Regions from separate parts of the Mus musculus genome. Here regions 2 and 3 are each linked to region 1. Evidence: chromatin loops called from intact Hi-C (ENCODE). Cell type or tissue: gastrocnemius. All regions are shown on one strand.

Evidence for each region. Peaks named below come from ENCODE experiments on the same cell type or tissue, not always from the same donor. Only the 100,000 strongest peaks of a DNase experiment are listed, where the experiment ranks them.
Region 2: a loop joins it to region 1, with 2.3 times the contacts of the local background. A loop is called at or near these places in 2 of 42 quality-filtered maps.
Region 3: a loop joins it to region 1, with 2.6 times the contacts of the local background. A loop is called at or near these places in 4 of 42 quality-filtered maps.

What each region holds. Positions count from the first base shown.
Region 1 is chr1:38,182,228-38,190,227 of GRCm38, reverse strand. It overlaps Aff3 (AF4/FMR2 family, member 3), which reads left to right. Exons shown (of 22, transcript NM_001290814.1): 18 at 3,221-3,292; 19 at 4,810-4,903. Among named protein-coding and RNA genes, the nearest start is that of Gm16150, 33 kb to the left of the region's middle. In gastrocnemius, a CTCF peak has its summit at 4,532 (motif pointing left); DNase peaks (open chromatin) are centred at 4,521 and 7,620.
Region 2 is chr1:38,244,943-38,252,942 of GRCm38, reverse strand. It overlaps Aff3 (AF4/FMR2 family, member 3), which reads left to right. Exons shown (of 22, transcript NM_001290814.1): 10 at 262-302. Gm16150 (a long non-coding RNA gene) reads right to left here. Exons shown (of 4, transcript XR_865363.3): 2 at 7,234-7,366; 3 at 6,821-6,874; 4 at 5,292-6,494. Among named protein-coding and RNA genes, the nearest start is that of Gm16150, 30 kb to the right of the region's middle. In gastrocnemius, CTCF peaks have their summits at 58 (motif pointing left) and 3,287; DNase peaks (open chromatin) are centred at 48, 4,725 and 5,673; H3K4me3 peaks cover 475 bases; H3K27ac peaks cover 1,327 bases.
Region 3 is chr1:38,304,432-38,312,431 of GRCm38, reverse strand. All of the region lies in intron 8 of Aff3 (AF4/FMR2 family, member 3), which reads left to right. Among named protein-coding and RNA genes, the nearest start is that of Gm16150, 89 kb to the right of the region's middle. In gastrocnemius, a CTCF peak has its summit at 4,996 (motif pointing right); DNase peaks (open chromatin) are centred at 4,389, 5,011, 5,456, 6,070 and 1 more place; H3K4me3 peaks cover 798 bases; H3K27ac peaks cover 4,396 bases.

The DNA.
Region 1 (8,000 bases):
GGGCTTACAACTCTCCCTTGGCTTGCCTTCCTGCTTCGTATGTGTGGCAGGGCACCTCTTGCACAAAGCCTCCCTGGTTGTCCAAAGTGAGCGGGGATGTGACCCTGTGTCCCTCAGATAGGAAGTGGTAGGTGTTGAACTCATTTCTTCTATAAGTTGCTTGAAAACAAAAGGTCAATAGGGAAAATGGAGATTGAAGTTTGTGGTAGACCAGTTAGCTGCACAAGCCACTGGGTTTAGTCCTTGTCACTCAGATGAATAAATGTATTCACTCATCCTACTTCTCGAGAGTGGTGAGAAGAAATGACAGTAGTAACCTGAAATGTAGACCTAAGGAGGCAGTTCTCGGAAGGAAACCAACGAAGGACCGGACCGTCAGTGTATAGCTAAGCAACAGTGAATTAAAACTACAGGCAGACCAGGTGTGCAGTTTGATTTTTAAATATCTGATGCCACGGGGCCTACAGTGAACTTCAGTGTTGTGTCCTGCTTAAAGACATCATGCTGTCAAGTGGACAGGTGAATCATAGCCACAACAAAGCCGATCAAACACACCGGATGCAGATATGACACCTGGCCCAGAGGGAGCAGAGTTCAGAATGAGTGGCACCCCCTCAGTACCCAGAAAGTGGAGGTGAGGGGAAGTTCTCTTACCTAAAGGATGACAGCAGTTAATGGTAAGGTGTGTTTCAGAGGAACTTCAAGAGACGTTGGGTGGTTGATTGGTTTAACATTCTCACCAAAAAAAAAAAAAAAAAAAGGCAAATGAATAAAAAGGTACTGTGCTAACTACCTTGCCTTCATCAATATACAGTGTGAATGTGTATCACATGTCAAATTGTACCCCATAAAAATGTAACCAGTTATGAACTCTGCCATGATGGGGTTTGTAAAGGAGCAGAGTGGCTATTTTGCCACTTAAATCTGTGCCTTACCCACCAAACCTAGCTCCCCTCTCCCTAAAAGACACTTGGGAGCCAGGGCAGGGGCATCTCTCTACAAGGGAGAGATGTCCTCCCTCCCCAGGGCTACAGAGAGCAAAGGATCATAATCAATTCAGGGGACAAAGCCACCTTACGGTTCTTTCTTTTTCTCTTTTTTTCTTTTCTCTCTTTTTTTGTTTGTTTGGTTTTCAAGACAGGGTGTCTCTGTGTAGCCCTGGCTGTCCTGGAACTCACTCTGTAGACCAGGCTGGCCTCGAACTCAGAAATCTGCCTGCTTCTGCCTCCCGAGTGCTGGGATTAAAGGCGTGTGCCACCACTGCCCGGCCATCTTAAGATTCTTGCCCCTGAGTACTGTTAGGTTGGGAATCACTCCCAACTCATGAATTTCCAAGTCACTACAAACTACAGCAAACATGACCACAAAAGATCCAACTTTGTGTGTGTGCATGCATGTGCATGCATGTATGTATGTGCGTGTGTGTGCATGTATGTGCGTGTGTGTGCATGTATGTGCATGCATGCATGTATGTGTGTGTGCATGTATGTGCATGCATGTATGTATGTGCGTGTGTGTGCATGTAATGTGTGTGTGCTGTGTGTATGTATGTATGTATGTTTGTATGTGGCATGTGTGTGTGTGTATGTGTTATATATGTGGTGTGTGTGTGTGTGTGTGTGTGTGTGTGTGTGTGTGTGTGTGTGTGGAGGTTAGGGGGTATGTATGTGTGTATGTATTTTATGTGTGTAGTGTGGTGTATGTATGTGTGTGGTATGTTTCTGTGTGTGCATGTGGTGTGTGTGTATGTGTGTGTTATCACTAGAGCCCCAGAATGAGAGGAAAAGAGAATGGGGCAGAAGACATAATGGCTAAAAATCACTGAACAAAAGACAGATTCAAAAAGCCAAGAAACCCCAAACAGGATAACCCTAAAGACATACCAAGACATGCCAAGACACACCATGACAACATGGGACTACAAAACCCAAATCCTGAAAACAACCATAAAGCAAAGGCATGTTGTCAGTGCTGAGACCACCTCCGAGGACAGCAGTGGTCTCCTCTCACTGGGGCAGAGGGAGTCTAAAAACAACCTTCCAGTGCTCAAGCTGGAGTCAGGCTAAGGGCACCAGAAGCATGTGTCTCTAGTTGACCCACATCTCTTGCTTCCCTCTCCGGTTCTCAGAGCATAATGGAAGGTTGGAATGGAGATAAAACAAAAACAAATTGTATTTGGAGAGTGCCAGAATACAACCTAGTTATTTGTAAACTAATTAAAAAAAAACTTAAATAAAAAAAATTTTTTTAAGAATGAAGGAACTTCCTCAATAAAAAAGACGTGGTGGAAAAGGGAATCTTGGGGTGTCCAGGAGGAAGAACATTTGTAGCTGTGTCCACAATAAACTGTTCCTTCGAGTGAGCTTTGTAAATGGTTTGATGGTTGAAACACAATTTACACCACTGTCTGGTATTCAAGATACTATGACTTTAAAAAAGGGAGGTAAAGACGTCTGTGCCTCATCAGTGTAAAACATCGATGCCATCAAACGGCAGTCACACAGACAGGGCTCTACCCTGGGCAAGCTCTGGGGTAAGCTGCAAAGGGCTGCTCTCGGAACTTAGAAATTCTGCAGCAGCAGGATTACTTTCTCAGCCGTTTTCAGCAAGCCGCTTGCTATGCCAAGAGCTTCACAAAGTCAAATCTGAGCACTACATCCAAGTACCAGGGTGAGCTTCAGCTCTATCCTCAGTGGCGCAGTGTGGTAGAAATGCAGAAATGACGCCTACCGTATCTGTGAATGCTTCTCGAGCTTGCAGCACTCCTGAGAGTTGGTTCTGTGTCATTAAGGTACAGAAGGTAGCACATCATACAAGCCATCTCTTTCCAGTTGGCACAGTAATGCCATCAGCTAGCTTTTAAGGCAGGCTTGTCAGCACTGTGTACACCGATGGATGTACTCAGGTTGGGTTCAGTGGTTAAGAACACCCACTACCTGTGCAGAGGACCCAAGTTTGAATCCCAAAACTCAAAGCTACTTTGTGACTTAGGCTCCGGGGGATCCGACACCCAGTCTGTCCTCCATGGGCATCCGCACCCATACATTCCCATATGTACATACATGTACACACATATACACAAAAAGACACACACATATACATAAAAAGAAAGGAAAGAATGAACACCTGAGGGTGGGGTGGAGAGCCATAGAAAAACTTCTGTTGATACCCAGAAAGAACTATTTAATTCCTTTGCTTTTTTATCTTTTTTTTTTTTAAGGTATGCTATGAGACTAAAAACCCACTCAGGCCCCAATGCCACACCAGAGGACAAACAGTTAGCTGCGCTTTGGTAAGTATAACCCCAGCTCTGCAAATGGGGTGCTGAGCTGCCCTGTGCTTCCTGGAACCTCCAGACCACTTTCCCCTAAGGTACCCTGAGTTCACGGTTGACCACATCACAGGGAGAGAATGATGACAGTAGTCGATCAGGGTAACCAAAACCAGCAGCCCCCTGTCTCAGAGAAATCAGGTGAACAACAGACACCCAGTGTGGACCTCTGGACTCTACACATGCATGGGTAGGCATGAGCACATACATATACACACATGTGCCCACACACAAAAGCGAAGTCAAAACAGCGGGCCCCACCTCAGTTCTTTGAACGTGAACTGTGCTAAATGGAATTTTTCTTACACTTAACACTTTACATGCAGTCAAAATCATGGACAAGTTACTCTGCATGCCGAATCAGTATGCACGAGTACCCACAATCCATTAGAGTTATCAATACACTGAACCGAGGGGACGCTCATTTTACTTAGGTAGTAAAATAATTTCTTCCACACTAGCTAATGGGTAATTAATCTCCCTGCACTTAGGATTACAGCAGTAAGGGCTGTGCAGTGATTACTCTCCCCACAGCATCTGCTCTGCCACTTCAACCCATCTCTCAAACTGTACGGCCCCTCTCTTAGTCTCTTGTCCTGTGAATTCCAAGTGGTGTGTGCCCTCAGCAGGTTCCCTGAGCTCTAGGTCTAATCTGTGAGATGGAAGAGCAAATGGAATCTCAGATGGCCTAACCGCAAGGGAGACACAAGATGATCTTGAGCCGTTTGACGTGATTTCCTCGGGAGTTTGAGGTGCTAGAAGAGGTGGATCGGGTTATACTGGGCGCCTTGTGATTGTAACACATTCCTGATCTGAGCTGGGGAAGAATTACCCGTGTCAAGCACCAGGAAAGAATGAGTCTCAGGAAATGCTAAATATGCCCTTTTCTTTATTGAAGTACCGTGATGAGATTAATAAATTGACGGTGATTAATAATTAATGTTGGAATATATGTAGGTTATAAATAATTATACAAAACGTTGTAGTAAATGAGCAAACGTAACTAGCCTCAGATTAGTATTTCTGTTGTGGTTGTAATGCACTTTATTTGAACTGATTACAATCTAGTAAAGCGTTAACAAGCAGAGGTGATAGAATCTGGGAAATTGCTGTCCCGTCTGCGAGGCCAATAGCTCGCCCCATAAAGCAGGGTAGAATGTGCTAGCACTCCCGCAGGCTGTAGTGGGGAGACACTGCCCTCTGGTGGTGGAAGAGGAGAGTGGCCTGACCCTGTTCCCAACAAAGAGCTCTTCAAGCTGTTATTACACCTCATCTGGTGGTAAATGCAGGTATGGGGGTCCTCCTTGGAATCTTGAATCGTGTTTTTTTGAACAAAAGGAACATCAAATACTCATACACATACTTAAGATGGAAACATTTTAGAGGTATAAGTGTGATCAAAATATTGAGTCAGAAATGACAGGATTTGTTCTGGAGCTTCGCTGTGAAAGACACACGTTTCTCTTCTTCCCCTGCAGTTACCGATGCCTGGCTCTCCTATACTGGCGGATGTTTCGACTCAAAAGAGACCATGCTGTAAAATATTCAAAAGCACTTATCGACTATTTCAAGGTACTGCCTAGCAAATAGGCACCATGCCTCCTTGTGCTAGGCTCTCTCCCTGGCAGAGGCACCTCTGAAAGGCCTCATGCACCCATTGCCTTGAGGCTAAACCTGCCATCTCTGTTGTCCAGAGTCACCCCATTTATGACACACTTGTGGTTTGCAGGGCTCCAAGAATGGGCCTTGAGAGCCCAGATAACTTGTTCCCCTGTCTTCATGTCCTTATTTTTATGGCCTCTAAACAGAGAATGTCCAATTTGTCCCCAATGTCTAGGGGATAGATCTGTCCTTAGAGCAGACCTGATTCCTTATGTCCACGTAGATTCTTAGAAGTAACTACTTAGACCCACTGCCCTGAGTTCATCTCTTGTAGCTGATTTAATCTTTGATTGAAATGTCATTTTTAAGGATAGGAAATGGCTCCTTATAGCTCAGAGACCCTCAACAGCAATGTGTGGTGGTGACACAGATCGAATCACAGCCATGGCAACTTTTATCTCAGAAAATTCAATTACTTTCCTGAGAAGAATACAAAACTATCAAAACAAATGAAGAGCACCTCTTTGCTGCGCTGTTGCAAGTGTACCTGAAGTTAATCATTTGTTCAAAATGTCATTTGTCTGAGATTACACCGTCCTTGTCTCCACCCCTCCTTTGTCACACACATGCATGCACACACATGCACACAAACACACAGACACACACATACACATACATGCATACACATACACACACACACAAATACATACACACACATACAAACACATACACAGATACACACATACAAACACACAGACACACACATACAAACATGTACACATATATACACATATACACAGACACATAAATATAAATACACACATGCACGCACACACATATATAAACACACAGACACATGCACGCATGTGCATGCACGCGCACACACACATCTTTTTTAGTCATTTATTGACATCCTGAACATCTGAGAGACCAGCTGGATGGTCAGGCTACTCTGGTGATGCTCTGGTCTGTGTCTGGTGCACTGCCATTTTCTAATTGTTCATATGGAATGACTGCTGCGGAGCAATGAGATAGCCTGGCAGGCTTGTCAGGAGGCAGAGGCAGGAGGATCGCTGCAAGTTCCAGGCCAATCAGATCTATACAGTGAGACCTGTCCCAAACACACATAACAGACATGGGAGAGGAGGCAGAGAGAGTGACTTTCAGATCAGAATCTAAGGGATGAATTGCTATATAGAGTAAAACCGAAGATGCTTGGAAAAGGAGTAAGATAAATTCTGTGATCCCAGTGAGTCCTGGCAAGCTTTTAAAGGATTGTTTTCAGTGTGTGTATCCAGTCTGAAAGTATGAACAAAAATGGACAGAGAAGGGAACAGAAAATCAGTTTCTCTTCTAGGAGTTATGGGCATTTGTATGTTTTTAAGTATATTTCAAGTGGCAGGTTACTATTAATAGTGTACAGTGTGGTTTGCTGTACACTGCACCTGTTAAATTGCTGCCACCATCTTTGTGACAGGACATCTCAGATCTGTCCCTCTCTCCCAGTTCTGACCACATGCCTTCAGGGGACCTCCAAACCTTATCCTTCCTGTTGAAGTTTTGTAGCTACTAGGTGCCCTTTGTGCCACACTCTAAGGATCGTTTAAATACAGCTTGGGGCCTGGAGCCTGCAGGCTACCGTGATAATTTGGCTGTGAAAAACATGCTTTAGCAGTCCGTCTCTAGGGAGAGATTGTCTCTACCCATGTCGTGAGGCTTACAGACTTCCATCCATTCAGAAGCTGCCTGCAGCCCCCAGACGTCTCTCCCTCTTCCACGTCGCGCTCTCCTGTCCACAATGTTGACGTGAGGAGACACAGGTGAAGAGCCTCACGTCAGCTAGGCACGTCAGAACCGTTCTGGCAGGAAAGAGAGGGAACCCCCTAAGGTGATATTTTCTTCCCGGCTTTCTCCATGAGACACGTGAAAGTGGCAGTCTGTGACTCTGTCCTGTGTCTACACTTGCGGAGAACCTGAAAAGCCAGTTCTTATCATAGTGGTAGCTTCCCCACTAACACTGGATGGCCAGGCACTTCACGAAGCTCCTTCTGCCGGAAGCACCTTCTTAGGTGGGCATGGTTTCTTGTCCCTGAAAGGAAGAAATGGTGGGACCCTCATTGTCCTAACCCCTCCTGGTGTAGACTACCCAAGAAGGCAGGTCAGGCTCTCAGGAAGCCCGCTGGCTGCACTTGCCAATTTCTCTTGGTTAAGAAAACACTTTCCAAACTTTTTGGTTTGGGCTGGTGTGCTGCCTCAGAGGCTAGACACGTGGCATCTAGCTGCCTGATGATTTGAGTTCCATTCCCCCAGGACTCACATGGTAAAAGGAAAGAACTGACTCCCACAAGGTGTCCTCTGACCTCTACACACCCATGGCATGCTCTCACACACAGCCCTACACACACACACACACACACACTTCACACACAGACACATAAATTTTTTTTAAATTGCTTTCTCTTGCTTGCTTATATGTTTCTGCTTTGTTGTGGTGCCTTGGATTAAACCTGGGAGCTTCTTATACCAGCCAAGCAGTCTGTGACTGAGCCACACCCCAACACAGGGAACCTTTAAATGCCTGATGTAGTACCTAGCCCATGAGATGTAATATCCAAGCCAGACTACCTCTGGAAGTCAGGGGCTGAGGATAGAGCTGAGCGGCAGAGAGCTTTCCTGTAACACCTTGGGCTCAGTGCCCAATACCACCAAAGGGGGAGGGGACATCTCAGTACAATTAATTGGGCTAGTAATAAGGTACCAATAAGTGTTAGAATTTCTAAATTTTCCATTAAGAAACACATGTGAAGCCGGACAGTGGTGGCGCACGCCTTTAATCCCAGCACTTGGGAGGCAGAGGCAGGCGGATTTCTGAGTTCGAGGCCAGCCTGGTCTACAAAGTGAGTTCCAGGACAGCCAGGGCTATACAGAGAAACCCTGTCTTGAAAAAACCAAAAAAAGAAAAGAAAAGAAATACATTTGAAGCTATTACTTTAAGAATATTCTCTTATTCCTTTAAGAGAAATAAGTTGTTGTTGTTGTTGTTGTTGTTGTTGTTGTTGTTGTTTGA
Region 2 (8,000 bases), 63 kb before region 1:
TGCCCCACACTGCCAGGGAGAAGTATGTAGCACTTGCCCCCACAGTCGCCCCCTGCTGGAAAAATTGTGTTACTGCAGCACCCTTTACGAAGAAGCTTGCTTTCATGACATAGCAGGGCTCTCCACTGTGTTGCTAACAGTTTAAACTTTGGCTGCTTGACAAAAATGTGCATGTGTGTGAGATACTTTTTTTTAAGTGTTGATTGAGCGCATAATTTAAAAGTCAGAATATTAAATAAACATCTCTCCCTTTTCTTCCAGCAGGCAGCCCAGAGAACAGCTCTCCGCGCTCTAGCTGACAGGTACATTTTGTCATTTTTATGAACTATAAATTGCTTTATGAAACATTGAGCCCTATTTATTGTGGCATATAATTCATAATCGGATTTTGTCCCTAAAGAATCTGCGAACTGGGATGTTAAACATTCAGCGTGCTTGGATTTGTCATGCGTGCATGGAGTTTATTACCGCAAAACTTGGCTTGTTGTATTTCACATAAAGTATGAAGAATCCCTTGTTGTGCCGTGAAACAAGAGACAAGAATCTTAGCGGGGAAGGCCTGAGTGGTGTGGTAAATTCTGAACTTTGGAATTGGCTGAGAGCCAAGCTCATTTCTCACCAATAAGTATCTCTTTACTTTGAGGTGTTTTCTTCGCTCTTTCCATATTGGTTCACCCAGAGGACTCTGTCTTCCGATAAGATTTTCTCTTGAGCCGTACGCGTACAAGCCACCCACTCGTGCTCTCCTGCCCTACTCCCTGTACCTTTGCCTGTTGCTCATCCACCGGACTTCGTATGCCCTCCGTTGTTTGTCCTGCCTTGTATGACTCAAGGAGTCATAACCCTGAAGAAAAAGCATAAACTGGAACTCACACCTAGAACAGACCATGACATGTGTGTGTGTGTGTGTGTGTGTCTGTGTGTCTGTGTCTGTGTCTGTGTGTGTGTGTGTGTGTCTGTGTCTGTGTCTGTGTGTGTGTGTGTCTGTGTATGCGAGTGTGTGTGTGAGAGAAAGAGACAGAGAAAGAGACAGCGACAGAGAGGGAGAGAGAGACACACAGAGGCAGAGAGAGAGAGAAAGAGAAAAGGAGAGGCAGGGAGAAAGAGGGCAAGGGCGAGAGTGGGTGAGAGAGCGGGCACACAGGCACACCTGTGCTCTGTCAGCAGTCAGATGAACCCCCGACATATCTCTCTATCTCGACAGTGTCAGACTCAGTCAGAGATGCCCCTGAGGTGACTGGCACACACATCAGGATTGTCTAGCCAGCCTTTGCCCTCCCTTCCTTCGGACTTCCCTTCAGAATGAATGAGCAATTGCTGACTGAACCAGATCAGTCCAGCACTCCTCCCAGGTGCGGCTCCTCACGTAGGTGACTTACAGAGAGCACACGAGTTGAAAGCACTTCCTGTGGGGGCCTGAACCTGAGGAAGCTTATTTCAACCAAGAGCCTTTCGCCAGTGACAGTCTCCGAATCGGGCAGTGCTTCTGGGCCCTTTGGTCAGAGGGACCAAGGGTCCAGACTCACACTGTGACCCAATCAAGCTCTTCCTACATATATTTCTTTCTTCTTTTTGTCTTCTCTTTGAACGTAAGAGTCTTTTGGTCGAATGCTTTGAAAAGCAAGGGAAATCCAGGTTCCCAGAATGGCCATTACTGTACATACAGTACGTCCTTTCTGGGGGGGTCATGAGAAGCTTGTGATATCACATTAGTGCAGTGTTTCAAAACCCTGTTGATAAACCACAAACCACCCATTTACACCCTTTCGATGAAAAACCGTGTATGTTACCCTGAGAAGCATCATGGCAGCCTCTGTCAGAATAAATCAAACCGCCGTATGTTAAGAAAATGGGCATACCATCTAAGATCAGATTGGCTGCATCAGAAACCAGGCAGGACACAATCAAAAGTCTCTCTCAGTGACTTAGCCCTGGGAAGCCATTGTGGATAGATCTTAATGAGGACCCCTTTGACCTCTTTTGAATATTCTCACTAGAACCTGTCAGGCCAGCGCAGTGCCCAGAAGCCAGGGCCCCGGTGTCACCATTGCTTTCTTCCCCAATATAAAAGGCCATTCCCCTCTTCTATCCAGAAGGTTTTTATTCAGAATTAGAGGAACTCGGCTCACTTCCAGGTGATAGCACAAACTACTGCACTGCTCTGGCGACGCCTTTGTGGGGAGCTGCCTTCTCCTTGTTTCTCTCTGTCTGCATTAATTCAGAGCCTAGCCACTTGAGTGACGAGCTTTTTGACACTGTGACACACCATTATGACAAAATCTGTGTTCAAGAACCAAATGACTGAGTTACAATGAAGACATTTCTTAAGTGACTTCTGGGTTTGGTGTTGGGTTGCAGTTGGTAGCCATTTTTAAGCACATGCAACTCGTGGCCCTAGGCTGGACACCCCTCTAAGGTATGTGTATGTGATGGTATGTGCCTTGGGCAAACTTGAGATCTTATGGTTGGCTTGTTTAGCTCATCGAGAATTGTGCCACTTCCTCCCACTCAGGACACATTCTGTTTTCATTATCAGGGCATAGGTGAGAGCATCTGGAGTCACTTAGAGATGGTTCACTGTGTAACTTGACTGGCTTGGATGTTGCTGTGTGGAGCAGGCTGGCCTTGAACTCACAGTGATTCACCTGCCTTTGCCTCCCAAGTGCTGGGATGAAAGGCGAGCACCATACCCAGCTCTCATAGTGAGTTCTAGGCCAGCCAGGGCTACATGGTGAGATCCTGTTTTCAAAATAAAGAAAAATGAATTGTAAAAGCTCTTCTTCAAACTCAGGACTTAAAAGCACCTACTGAATTTTTTGGATTCACTAATTCATTATTTTCTAGTTTTGTTTTTGTTTTGTTTTTAATTAGAGGATAGTAACGGCTCACACGGCAGGTATCTTTTTCTATCCTGTTACTTAATATTTTGAGTAAACCAATATCTTTAGAAAAAAATATCATTGTGCCTTGGGTCCATATCATGGTATGATTTGGTTACGATTCTGTCTGTCAGAATAACTACAGATTTGCAATGAAACTGATCATCCCAGCCGTGGGCTACCCGGGGCAGCTACTCAGAGCATGGGAAAAATCCATTAGTCACTGTGGCAGTGACAAAATATCTGCAACTTAAGGAAGGAAGGGTTCATGTGGGCTCACAGTTCCTTGGCATTCTGTGAAGGTCATCATGACAGGAACTTGGGACAGCCAGTCACATTATGTCCTCAGTCAGGAATTGGGTAGCAATGAACCGTCCTTCACTTCCTCCTTTCTCTTTGCTCTGGGCGCCCCCAGCCTGCAGAACCATGCCGCACACAGTTAAGGTGGGTCCTCCCATCTCTGTTAACCTAAATTCCGCTGTCCCTCAAGGCTCTTCTACATAATTCTTAATCCCGTCAGGCTGACAGTGTAAATCATCACAATCTATCAGACATCAGATCACAGGATTCCTCTGGCTTCCTCAACTCCGTCTTCTAGCCTGTTCTCATTTCTGTCTATAAAGTTCCATAACAGTTACATGGCACTCCCCTTTTTATCCAAAAGACCAAACATGCTCAGGCCTGACGTGTTCTCTAAGTTTGTGATTTCTGGAGTTGGGCAGAGAAGCATCTGTCTCTTCAAACATCATTTCTTCATTGCAGAAACCCTTTCTTGTAGCTTATTTAAAAGATGTCTTACACTGTGTGTGTGTGTGTGTGTGTGTGTGTGTGTGTGTGTGTGTACAGGTGCATGTGTGCGTGCTTATGTCTCAAGATCAGAAGACAACGTGCAAGAATCGGCCTTCTCCACTTAGATCTCAGAGATCTCAGCGGGCAGAGGGGCTTTAGTGGCAAGCCCCTCTGCCCGCTGGGCCACTCACTAGTCCTTGTCTAACTTTCTCAGATACACACAGTCCTGGCCTGTCTCTATCCACAGTACACTGGCACACTGGAGCTTAACACCCGGGACATGGGCTCTGAAGTTTGGGAAGTCTCATGATCAGTAAACAGTCCTGGAAAATAAAAGCTATAATGCATCCGTTGCCTAACTTCGAAACTCGCCTCATATACTGACCAGAGCAGTGGGCTTTGTTTATAGTGCAGTCTACATAGCCATAGAAGAGTACACTAGGCAAAATGAGAAGCGGGACTCCAGCCAGCTCACCAGATACACCCTGAGATGACAGGATCGACCTGTTCTGGGAAGATGGGGCAGTACGAGTTTGGTTCTTCTCGATACCTGACTGTGGGTTTGTGGTTTTTTATTTGATTTGATTTGATTTGATTTGATTTTTTGTATTTTTTGTATTTTTGATAAGTTCGAGCCCCATTGGTGTCCCCAAAGGATGAAAACAACAAGCAGCCAGGGCAGGAAGAGGTGACAGTTTTTTGAGGAGATAAATAAGCCAATTAATGGAGATGACTTTGCACGGGGCTCTATCTTTATAATCTAAGTGCTTTTTCTTCATATGGGCAGTTGTACTTAATGGACGTGGGGAGGGAGGGGAAGAAATGGATGCCTGGTTCCTTTACAAAGATGGGAGACTCTGCACTGCAGAAGCCGCCTTGTTATCAGAACCGTGGAGAATATGCAAGGGCTCTGAGAGGGGCAGGATGTGTGTGCAGCCTGCGAGGAGCCCTGACTGTGATTAAGTTCTCTCTGTAAGTAGTAAATAGCAGACAGCCCTGATCAGAAGAGGGATGCGTGTGATTCATCAATCTGAGCGACTGCTCATTTGCAGAGGAGCTGGAGGTCAATCTGGAAGTCTGCGGCCAGAGGAGCGGGAGGAGATTGCCAGGACTAAGAAGTTAATCATACCCCCAGACTGCTTCCATCTGTCTTGGGGCGACAGAGCCTCTGCACGGAGAGCAGGCATGCTTTATAGCACCAGATCAGGAATTAATATTTTCTGTGGAACCTCAGCATCATTTGCAGCAACTCAGGCTTTATAAAAATGGAGCATAATTTGGTATGAATAAATCACACTCTGTTAGAAATATGAGGGGCTGAGGAAAAAATTCACTTGACTCAAAAAAAAAAAAAAAAGAAAGAAAGAAAAGAAAAGGAAAGGAGAGAGGAAGGCGCAAGAAAGCTAGTATCAGCGCAGCCGTGAAGCAGCGGCACTTGGAGGGCAGGAACGGCCGAGTGCTTAAATTGTGCATATAATCATTTTCTGAAATGTCAGCGTGCAACTCCCAGCCATGGCTACATTTTTATAGCTTTGGAGACACATCACCAGACTATAACCTGTCTGCCCATCTGGCAGATTCTCAGGTCCAAGATCCATTTATATTGAAATCCAAACAACTGCCTCAGATTTATTCATTTATTCCACGGAGACTTGCCGAGCACCATGCGCTCGATGGGGTGCAATGCGGGATGAAGTGCACCCTATGAGAAGTGCTGCTTCTCAGGGCCTCCGCCAGCAGGAGGCAGGGGTATGGAGAGAGGTCTTCTGAACTTGGCTCTCTGTTTTCCCCTTTCTCAGATAAATCTCATGCATGGAGTCCTATTTTCCATGGGGAAGAATAGATGGAAATGAAGTCGATGACAAATAGCCTACAATTAAGGGAGCTTCACCTCTATCTACAGAGCCGAGTGTGAAATGGTCTGTGTCCAGAGACAAGATCAAACACGTATTGGGGGTGAGGTGAGGTGCTGGCTGGCTCAGCAGGGGCTCCAGCTTCTTTTTGCTGCCCACTCCAGTCCAACAGGCCAGCTTCAGAGGAACCAAGGGCGTGTAGTGCACTGGCGACGGCCACCAACTCACAAGTGTACCTACCCTTAGGCTCTGTTCTGCTCAGTCCGGTGGGTGTGAGGGAGGTCTGCAGCTGCTAGGCACTGCTAACTGATCCCTTCTAAAAACATTTTACATTTTTTCACTTATAATGGGCAACACTTGTGCCACTGGGTGTCTGGGAAGGTCAGAGGGCAATTTGAGGAAGGTCCTCAATTTGAGAAGGGTCCTCTCCTTACCTCTTAGAGACCTAGAGCACAATGACTCTGGTCATCAGTCCTAATGGCAGGTGCTGTCACCTGCTGAGCTAGCTGGCTGGCTCAAGGGATCCTTTCTCTAAGCATCAAAAAGAAGAGATGGGACATTTTTAAGGAAGTTTTAAACTCACAGCGCTCACAGTGTTAAAGCAACAGGTCGCTACTGGCCGAGCCTATAGCCCCTGTTCTCTAGTTTGTCTCCAAAGGGTAGTGTTACTCTTTAGAAACTGTATCATTTTTTTTAAATCTTCAGAACAGTCCTGAGAGGTACGTGGAACCTTAAAACAAAACAAAACAAAACGATGAACAAACCAAACCATGGGTACATGTTGTGACTCAACCAGGGGCCACATGGAAGCAAGTGGCCTAGCTGTGATCAAACACAGGTCCAACTGTACACTCTGCCATCCTCTCAGTCGATACTGGCTTGGAAATGGTCAGAGACCTCCACCGTAGGCTTGGCCACCTTTCGCATCCTCGATCTTGCTGCTGTAGACATCTTTTTATCCCTGGGAGGTTGCCTGGCAGGGATAGGGAAGAAATTATTGGATGGCTAAATGAATGAATATATGACTGCATGCATGAATGAATGAATACATATATGAATGAATGAATGCACAAATGAGTGAATGAATGCATGGATTAATGAATGCATGAGTGCATGAATGAATGAATGAATACATGTATGAATGAATGCATGCATACATGAATGAATGAATGCCGAACCAAACCAGTGGTTTGTGGTTACAGAGGCAACTCTGGGCTTAAAGTAAAAAATGATTTTCTGAATCTAACTCCATGTCAGTGATAGAGTGCCTTGAAAAGAAGTTGATGCAGAGGGACTCACCATTGGGAGTTCAGGCAGGTACCAGCCTGCTTGAGAGTCAAGCGACATGATCAGCTATTACATGGATAAAACAAGAGAGACACTGAACAATTAATAATAGCAAAATCAGTCCAAGGGTAAGCAAGACAGTCTCAGTAAACTGCTCAATGCTTAAGTTAGAGTAGAGTAAGTTAAGAACCCAGGGACAGGGAGAAGATCCTGCAGTCTCATCAGAAAGTTTCTGGCACCAAGTGAGGTCAGGTGATGAGTGCAGCCCCACCCCCACAGCTGTAGCCCCATCCCCACTCTCATTGCAGTGATTTGTATCATGGCAAGACTTAAAATGTCCCCTTCTTGTCTACTAACGTATTTGGTGAACATTTACAGTTCTGAACCTGAACACTGGGTAAGGCACCATTCAAGGATCAACATACCAAGATCCATCATTTGTGGCTCCCACTCCCAAGGAGCCTGGCATTCGGCAAAGAGAGGATGGTCCGGTGTGTCAGCATGCACAGTGTTCCTCTTGGAACAGTTGTGTGTCAGCATCCTGAGGACCACAGCCATCTCAGCAAGGAAGAAAAGATTCAACATTAGGGCCATACAGAGGGGCTGCCGTCAATAGGATCCCACTTCCTTTCGTGTCCTAAAACTGCTGTCCCTAAAAATCCTACTGAGTGCACCTGGCTTTCTATTAATAGACTCGAGCAACTTCCCTCCACATCTCAGACCCCTGGGACAAACTCTCCGACCCCAGGGCTGATGCTTTCAGCCACTTCAGCAAGGAAAGCCCCCATCAAGCCGTGGGGGAATCGGTGACCTTGGTAGGGTATGTGGAGCAGTCAGAAAAGGGGACCCGATGGGCATTTTAGCTGTGACATGAAGGAAAACTTCATCAGTGCCCGTGACCAGGAGTGGAGCACAAGGACTATCTGTATGAACAGGGTCAGGCTTCAGGGTATCCAGAGAGTGGCTCTGCCCTGTGGGGAGGGAGGGACTAGAAGCAGCTCCACGGGGTCTGAGACACAGAGCAGCACTTTCTTCAACTGCTCTGTCTCCCAAAGGAAGATGTCTTCTTCTACTAATCTTTATTTATTTACTTATTTACTGTTTACATCTTAAACGCTGATCTAGCCTTTTTCTCTCCTAAAACACCAAAGCCAGGATCCTAGATGAGGTCTGCTTGTACCTCTGAGGGGGA
Region 3 (8,000 bases), 120 kb before region 1:
TAAAGTAGACACAGCAGTGGAAGAAGACAGGAGTCCAAGGACAGCTGTGGGCATAGGACAGCCATGGGCACAGTTGCCTTTCTACACACGTAGCAAAGCAGGCTGGCTGGAAAAGAAAGCCTTTCACCAAACAATACCAGGGTAGCGAGTGAGGGGCTGAGTCTCCTGTTTCATTCAGCTGCAGAGACAGGTGCTAGACCTCAGTATAAAACCGAGATGACAGAATTTCAGGGAAAGTTAAAAGGCAGCACCTTCACTGCCTGAAAATAGATGTTCTCTAGAGAAATTATAAAATCAGACAACAGAAAGAAAAATCCTCATAAATTTACCTGTATCAAAAGAAACCTATTTCATCAGAAGGAAAGGGCAAGCCAAAAGTTTGAAGGATACTTCTGTAGTCTATAATCTGGCAAATGATGTACCCAGTATATATAAGGAACTCTGGGAAAGTCCATAAATAAACAACAAATGGTTTAAAGTGGGCAAAATCCTCAAAGATACTAGAGAAGATATGCAAATGGACACTAAGCAGATGAAAGGGTTTGTGTCACTTATTATACTCGTCCAAGGGAAACACAGAGCCACAGTGGAACACAGCCACGTCCTCATTTTTATGAGTCGAATAAAAATGGCTGACAACACCGGGCAAGTGGCAGTGACATTATGTAGCGATGGTAACCATCTTCCTCTGCTGTTAATACATTAAGTGGTGAAGACAGGACCTGAAGCCTAGACCTCAGTCATAGGAGCGAAGTTCATAGCCAGTATCCATTGCTGCTGTCTCAGGGCCACTGGTGCTCCTTCAGAGATGGCAGCCATCCTGGGAAGAACAAGCCTTACTGTAATACCTGAAGACGAGACCAGATTACTACTAGATAGCCCTCCAAGGAATAATGGCCAGATGGAGATGTCCAAGACCCTGCAAAGCCCACAGTTAGGCTGATTGCTGAGCTGGCCTTTTTGGAGGCCTGCTAGCCATGAGGAATGTACTCTCAAGTCAAAGGTCACGGCACGGGCTTGAAGACAAAACCCCAAGAGAGTGCCCCTTTACATTTGTGGATGCCCCTCAGTTGGCCAGAGTAAGTGTGCCTTGAGAGAATGAAGATTATAAATGGCCTTCATCAGTCAACATGATGGGATTAAACAAAAGGGTTAAACTCCTAAGAAGAAAAAATAATAATAACCAAAATGAGACAGAAGGAGAATGGCCCGTCCAGTTGCCTACATTGTACAGTAAAAGGAGTTGGAAGTTATTATAAGCTGGACTAAATTGCAGCAACCCATGAAATGTTCCTTCTTCCAAAGGTAATGTATGGAAAATGCCCATTACCAAGCTGGTACCCAATAACTCACCGTTATTGCCATTAGACGAATATTTATGGTGAATAAAAGCCCCAAAACAGCCCAGTCTCTGTGGCCATTCAGAGCTTTATTAGAAGCTTAATTTGTCCTTTAAAACAAGTAGAGAACTTAGAAACAATGAAAGGAATTAAAGACAAACTAGTACAACGTTTTTTAAAAAGGTTTTCCAGTGAGGCCAGGACTAAGAAAAGAAAGATCTGTTATCAGTGTAGTCCATGGGTGATGCCCAGAACAAACCCTTCCCCGAGCCTCCACGGGGCAGGACTGTATGCAAAGGCTTTGCCTCACTTCAGAGAGCATGCATGGCCTGTAGAAGCCAAAGACCAATGCTTCCACGACTTCCCTTACAAACATCTGGCCTGCTGTGGGCATCGCTGACTAGGGAAGAGTCAGTCTGACTGAGCCTGCGTGCCTGTGTGCAGCATGCTGTTGAGCCAGAAGGGGTAGCTTGTTCAAGGATGGCAATTTTCCATGCTCATAGCAGAATTACCTTAAAAATGTTAGGTACGGAGGAAATGATTGTTCAATGTATCAAGAAACGTGTCATTGATACATATGCATATAATAATCGGGTTACACAAACTGGTCAGCTAATAGCATCTGGAAGTTGATCAAAGTCTATTGGAAAATGGTTTCCCCTCAGGGAAAAAAAAAAGAAAAGAAAAGAAAAGAAAAAAGATTTTGTTTTTCACTGAGAAACTTGAAACCATGGTAGTATTTATTTTGGCTGTGGCAATACGTGTGTAAAATGATGAATTATGTCCGATCTTTTAGCTTATTAGGTGTCTGTCCCTGGAGACCTCTTCTCTGTATCTGTGTAAGTGATTCGCCAAGATCCTGTTAGCTAGAAAGCTGAGAAAGCTAACGAAACAGCCCTTGCTGGAAAAGGCTGGCCAGGTCCTGCTTCCCCCACTCTCAAATACCAAGGATGAAAAATAAGTACTCCCAGACCCCCTCAGACATCATACAGAAGCCCAAGGTAGATGCAGGTCTGTGAAGGAATGAGGGGGCATCTCTCAGAGACTGCCATGAGCAGCCTGCGTGCACGGCTTAGTCAACATGGCTGGTGGAGGAGAAAAGATGCCAGGGTTGTTGTCCATTTTGCCCAAGAGGGAGGTCGGGTGTTAGATCACCTTGGTTCAACTCTCCTGTTCATGTAGGAATGCCAATAAGGTTTGCCCTTCTAGAACAAGACTATGTCTTCTGTGATCCTACACCTGGTTGGAGGCTTGACCCAAGGGCTGGTAGAGAAGCCTCTAGCAAAATGGAGGCGTCCATTCCCATGTCCTCTGTTTGATTCTCTAGAGCCTCGTACTTCTCTTCCCTGTTGTTGTTTGCCTCTGCCTATGCAAGGCTGGCCAGCTTGTAAAGACTTGGTTTCCTTAGAAGACTTCCAGGGATTCTCCTGAACCTGCCTCCTATCTCGCACTAGGTGCGCTGAGATTACAGATGTCTGCTCCTGCATCCCGCTTGGCCTGAGTTCTGGGTATTACAGCTTAGCCTCTCACACTTGCACAAGTACTTTATCCATTGGGCCATCTCCCGAGCCCTTGCTCTGCACAGAGCTGGAACAGGATGGGCCTGAACACAGCCCTAAAACCCAACCCCAGGGGACTCAAAAGTATCTTCATCGGACCCACATAGTTTTCAGTTAAAGAATTGAAACCCAGAAGATTGTAGGATAGTCTCACGGGCTTGTGATGGAGCTGCTCGGGCCCTGTTTTACGGTAGGAGGAAGTTTCTAGTGACCCCTAAAAAGACCAGATACACAGCTAGTGATGAGCTTGTGCTTACAGTGGGTGGTCTCTAGAGCTGTGGTTCTCAACCTTCCTACTGCTGTGACCCTTTAATACAGTTCTTCATGCTATGGTGATCCCCCAACCACAAAATTATTTCCATTGCTACTGCATAACTGTAATTTTGCTACTGTTGGGGATCATAATGTAAATATTTGTGTTTTCCGGTGATCTTAAGGGTCCCCCATGAAAGGGTCGTTTGACCAAGAATGGAGTTGCAACCCACAAGTTCTAGAAGAAGGCATGAGCCCTTCCAGTGCACAGAGCCTGTCCTGGCAAACTTCAGTTGCTCTGTGTTCTCAGTGACCTTAGCAGATGCTAACTTCTTTCCCCCTTTTTTTGGAGGAGACCTTTGGCTGTAGAAGGAATCTGTTTCTTGTTACCACATTTACTGACTGTTACCAACAGTAAATATCGTCTGACATTAATGGATTGGTTTTGTTTTCTCCTGGCACAGCCCTGCCTTCCCCACAGCTTCCTCTCCGTGCTTGTTTGTAGGAGCCTCCCCTGCATTCAGAACATTGTATTTACACAGTGCCAAAGTCCTTGTACGAGTAAATAAATTGGTAGAAGAACCCAGCAATGATTGGAACACATTCACTGGGCATTTTGTGCACTTTCTCTTACTGTCTATCACTGTGAGCTGAATGTGTTCTCTCTTCCACACAGTCTAAGATGGGAACCTCTGAAATGCACAGCTGAAGTGGTTACAAACTGAATCCACCCTTGCCCCTTATCACTGGTATCCTATCTGTACACCTGGCACCTGAGATATTTCCCCAGATTAAATACCTGTTCTGTGCCAGGCGCTCAACTGGATACATTGTTGCATTCAGTCCACAGGGCAGTCTGATGAGGTACATTACCACTGTATCACCAAGCACTGAGCAGGCTCCCTGAGGCTTCACAGTTGGCGGCAGCAGCACCAGGAGTCTGGCTGGTTGCCCGGCTCTAAAGCCGCTGACAGGCACTGCTTTAGGTCTGTGGCCTGGCACTGGAGACCTCTGAAGAGAAGAGCAGTCCTTAAGGAAGAAATGCCATTTCTAAACAAAGGGCTGATAGTTCCCTAAAAAGCTCTTTCAGTCTTCATCTCCCACCTACTGACAAGAGAAAGGCCTCTGGAGGGCCTGTGAGGATACAAGGAAAGCCGGGCCCCAGGCCTTAGTGCCTGCCCTGCGGGAGCCTACAGTGTGGGCAGAACTAAGCAGAAGTCTGGAATTCTCCTCCCAGCAAGTGGGTTCCCAGCCTCAGCCCACCTGCTCACCTCAGAGGGCCTCTGCTGCTGGCACAGGCCACCACAGTGAAGCCATGCCTCCCAGATCTCACAGAGAATGTAAAATGCATTGGCCGCTGCAGCTAGGGTTCTGCCATAGAGAATTACCCACTTCCACCTCTAGTCTGACATGGCTGAAGTACATGGTTAGGGCAGATGACTGAAATTTTACACACATGCCTACGTACACTCACCTTTTTAGGTTGTTTTCTTTTTCAATACTTTGCATATTTAAAAAATAAGGACTGTATGGAATTTCAAGCATTCAGGCAATAAAAGCGAGTATTTAGTGACCACAAGTTGGCATACTTATGCTAAGTGCACGGACCAGTTGTGTTATTTAAACGAATGTGAACTGAAGCTGCAAGGGGGGTGAGGTAGCTCAGAATCTTCACAGAGTAGACATAGCACCTCCATTTTATAGAAGAAGAAGTAGTAGCCCAGCGAGCACATGTACACATGCAATAGACAGACCAGTGTTGTTGGATTTTGTTTTGTCGTTTTACTGTCCGTATGCGTGTTTACCAGCATGTATGTCTCGGCACCATGTGCATGCAGTGCCCAGAAAGGCCATAAGAGGGCGTCAGATCTCCTGGAGCTGGAGTAACATGCAGTTGTAAGCCACGGTATGTGTGCTGGAAACCACTGGAAAAGCAGCCTGGGTCCTTATCCACGGAGCCATCCCTAGCCTTCAGGGATTTCGAACGCACTTTGTCCATGGGCACTGGATTACATTAAAAATACAAACGGGAATTGACACCTGAAGTGGTCTCCAGGCATGTCCAGTGGTTTGGATGTGCTCTGTGAGGCTGGATGTCCGGTGTGGCTATACAGAAGTGAGCTAAGGGACATTTAACATAAGAGATGGAGCCTGGCGTAGAGTCTTCAGTTCCTTGGGGTTGCTGGTTTCTTGGGCATTGTAAACCCTGAGCCTGACTCCTGAACCTCTCTGGCTTTTAGTTTTGTGATGTGACTGATTCTTACGTTAGCACCTTCTGCCTCCAGGTCCTCACCAAAGCCAACCCAACACCAGAGCCCTCTAGGAATTGGACCCAAGCCAGCCTCTAAGCGTTGAAAGGTTTTCCAGCTGGGGTATTTCGTTATAGCAACAGAAAGGGAGTAATTTCAGAAAGACGCAGAGCCACTGAGTGATCTCACTTGGAGATTTGTTTGACCCAAAAATTACAAGACTGATTATATCTACTGGATCACTTATATTTAAGGGCATAGAGGACAGAAGGAATATTGGGGTGGTTTTATGTGTGTGTTTGTTTTGAATCTCCAGGAATAAATAGAATATTAGAAGTAAAACAAGAAAAATAGGCAATAATTGAGTAGAAATAATAACCATAAACTTTTGCTTCTTAGACCAATATGATAAAAATTTCAGAAACTATATACTCTGGAAATATTTTTCAAATCAGTAAACATAGAAAATACAGATGGAAAATATTTATAGATTTGAGGAAAAATCATTCATTTGACCACAAGACAAAATTTCTTTTTTTTAAAGCCATCTTCAAAAATGGGGAGTCTTCCCTATCTTGTGCCCCTCGCCCCCCTTTTTAGTGTGCTGAGAAGGTCCCCACCCCAAGAGTGTAGAAATGACATGGGCAAAGCACAGGCATCCATGCGTGAGAGGTTTGTGATTGAGCCAGGATTCGGCCTGGTTTGACTCCTGGAGCCATGCTTTTCAGGACACCTCTGTAGATGACCTGTCCTGGTCACTAGACTTCAGCATATTCGTAAGACGATGAATATTGACATGTCTCTAAATAACCAGAGTTTTTAATCGTCACTGTTACTGATCGTGCCAAGTGCCTCTGAACAAGAACTGAGCAGAGAAGATTCCAAACTGATGCTCAGTGCTTGAATAAATCATCAGCTCAGACCCAGCTTGCATGGCTGGGAGCAGCACTGGGGTCTGTTGTTACCTGGGAGGCATTTGTGCAAATGCTGACCTTGGGTGGTGCTGTGCGAGACCCTAGTGCCTCCGATGGACCCTGCCCATGCCATGCTGCTCTCTGCCCTGGGGAGCTCGCAATCCAGCACGTAGGCCACAGTTAAAATAAAGGGAAGCTGTGGAAAGCTTTCGAGGCCAGGAACATTCAGGAGGAAGGTCTGTAGGAAAGTTCCCCTCCTCTGGGAGGTGTAAATAGATGCCTCTCTTCAACCTCTGAGTAGAGATGCCAGATAAAATACAAGGCACCCAGTTCAATTTGAATTTCAGATAGACAAGGAATAATTTTCAGTGTGTGTTCTGTGCAATATTTAGGGCATACATATGCAAAAAAATATTATTTGTTGTTTACATAAAATTCAAATTTAGTGGGAAATCCCATTAGTTTCACTTACTAATTCTAACACCCTGCAGACATCACATCGAGACTCTTGACTCGAGTGTCTTCAAAGCACTGATGAATAGGAATGAATGATAAGTGGAGAGTGGAAGAGAGGGAGAGAAAGAGACAGAAAGAAAGAATGAAAGCTGGAAAGCTGCCAAGTAAAATAACTAGATTCTGGAGAAGAAGAAGCAAAAAAAAAAAAAAAAAAAAAAAACGAATTCCTAAAACTGAGGTCATAGAATGGAAAATATCTGTTTCATGGAGTCTTGAGCCTGAATATTGGCCGGGCCAGGGGGCAGAGAGAGGGAGGGAGGGAGGGAGGGAGGGAGGGAGGGAGAGGGAGGGAGGGAGGGAGGGAGGGAGAGAGAGAGAGAGAGAGAGAGAGAGAGAGAGAGAGAGAGAGAGAGAGAGACTGTTCTTTGTATCTGTGCGGCTCCACTTATCCAGGAAGGGAGGAAGTGGAATGTGAAGATCCTGAAACCCTGGGACTCGGTTTATTAATTGCAGGTTTTGTCTTTCTTGCAAGATGCTCTGCCAATTGGATAGCAAGGAAAGGTACTAAACTTCAGCTCTCATTTCTAAGATGCCCTTGAAACTTCGTGGATAACTTTTTATTTGTCTTGTGCTAAAAAGCAGAAACTGATCTGACACTTGATATGGAGAGGAATCTGCACTGTTTGAAAAACACAGATTGGCTGTGAAGCGAGAAGATGGATTTTTCTTTCTTTCGGGTTAAAAATATTAACTGACAGCTCGGGACTGTTTGCTTGTCCTTTATCTCTAACCAGACAAAGTACTCTAACCAAGAAACCTCTTGCCTTCATCCTGGGCACGTCACAGACTTGACGCTGTTCCTGGGAGATGGAGGTGTAACTGTGAGTCGGGGAGAAGGATGGTTGGAATGTGTAGCGCGTTATTTAAATCACGTGTGCTAGGTTCTGACCTGCTAAGCCACAGCTGGATCAAGCCTTAAACAGGGTAAGAGTCATTTCATGTTACTGGTTATCTTCAGTCTTGCAAGCACGGGCAGCTCTGGGTGAAGCTCGGCCTGCCGGTTTGTGCTGGCTGTTGCGCGTGCTAATAATGTGAGGGGAAAGGTGGATGGTTTCTGTCTGTGCCATGAACTACAGTTTAACACATGGCAGCATTAGGATTGTGGCCTCGGCATTGGATCATGTTTTTATTTAGTGTGAGAGACAAGAGTCTGCGTGTTGGAGATGTTTT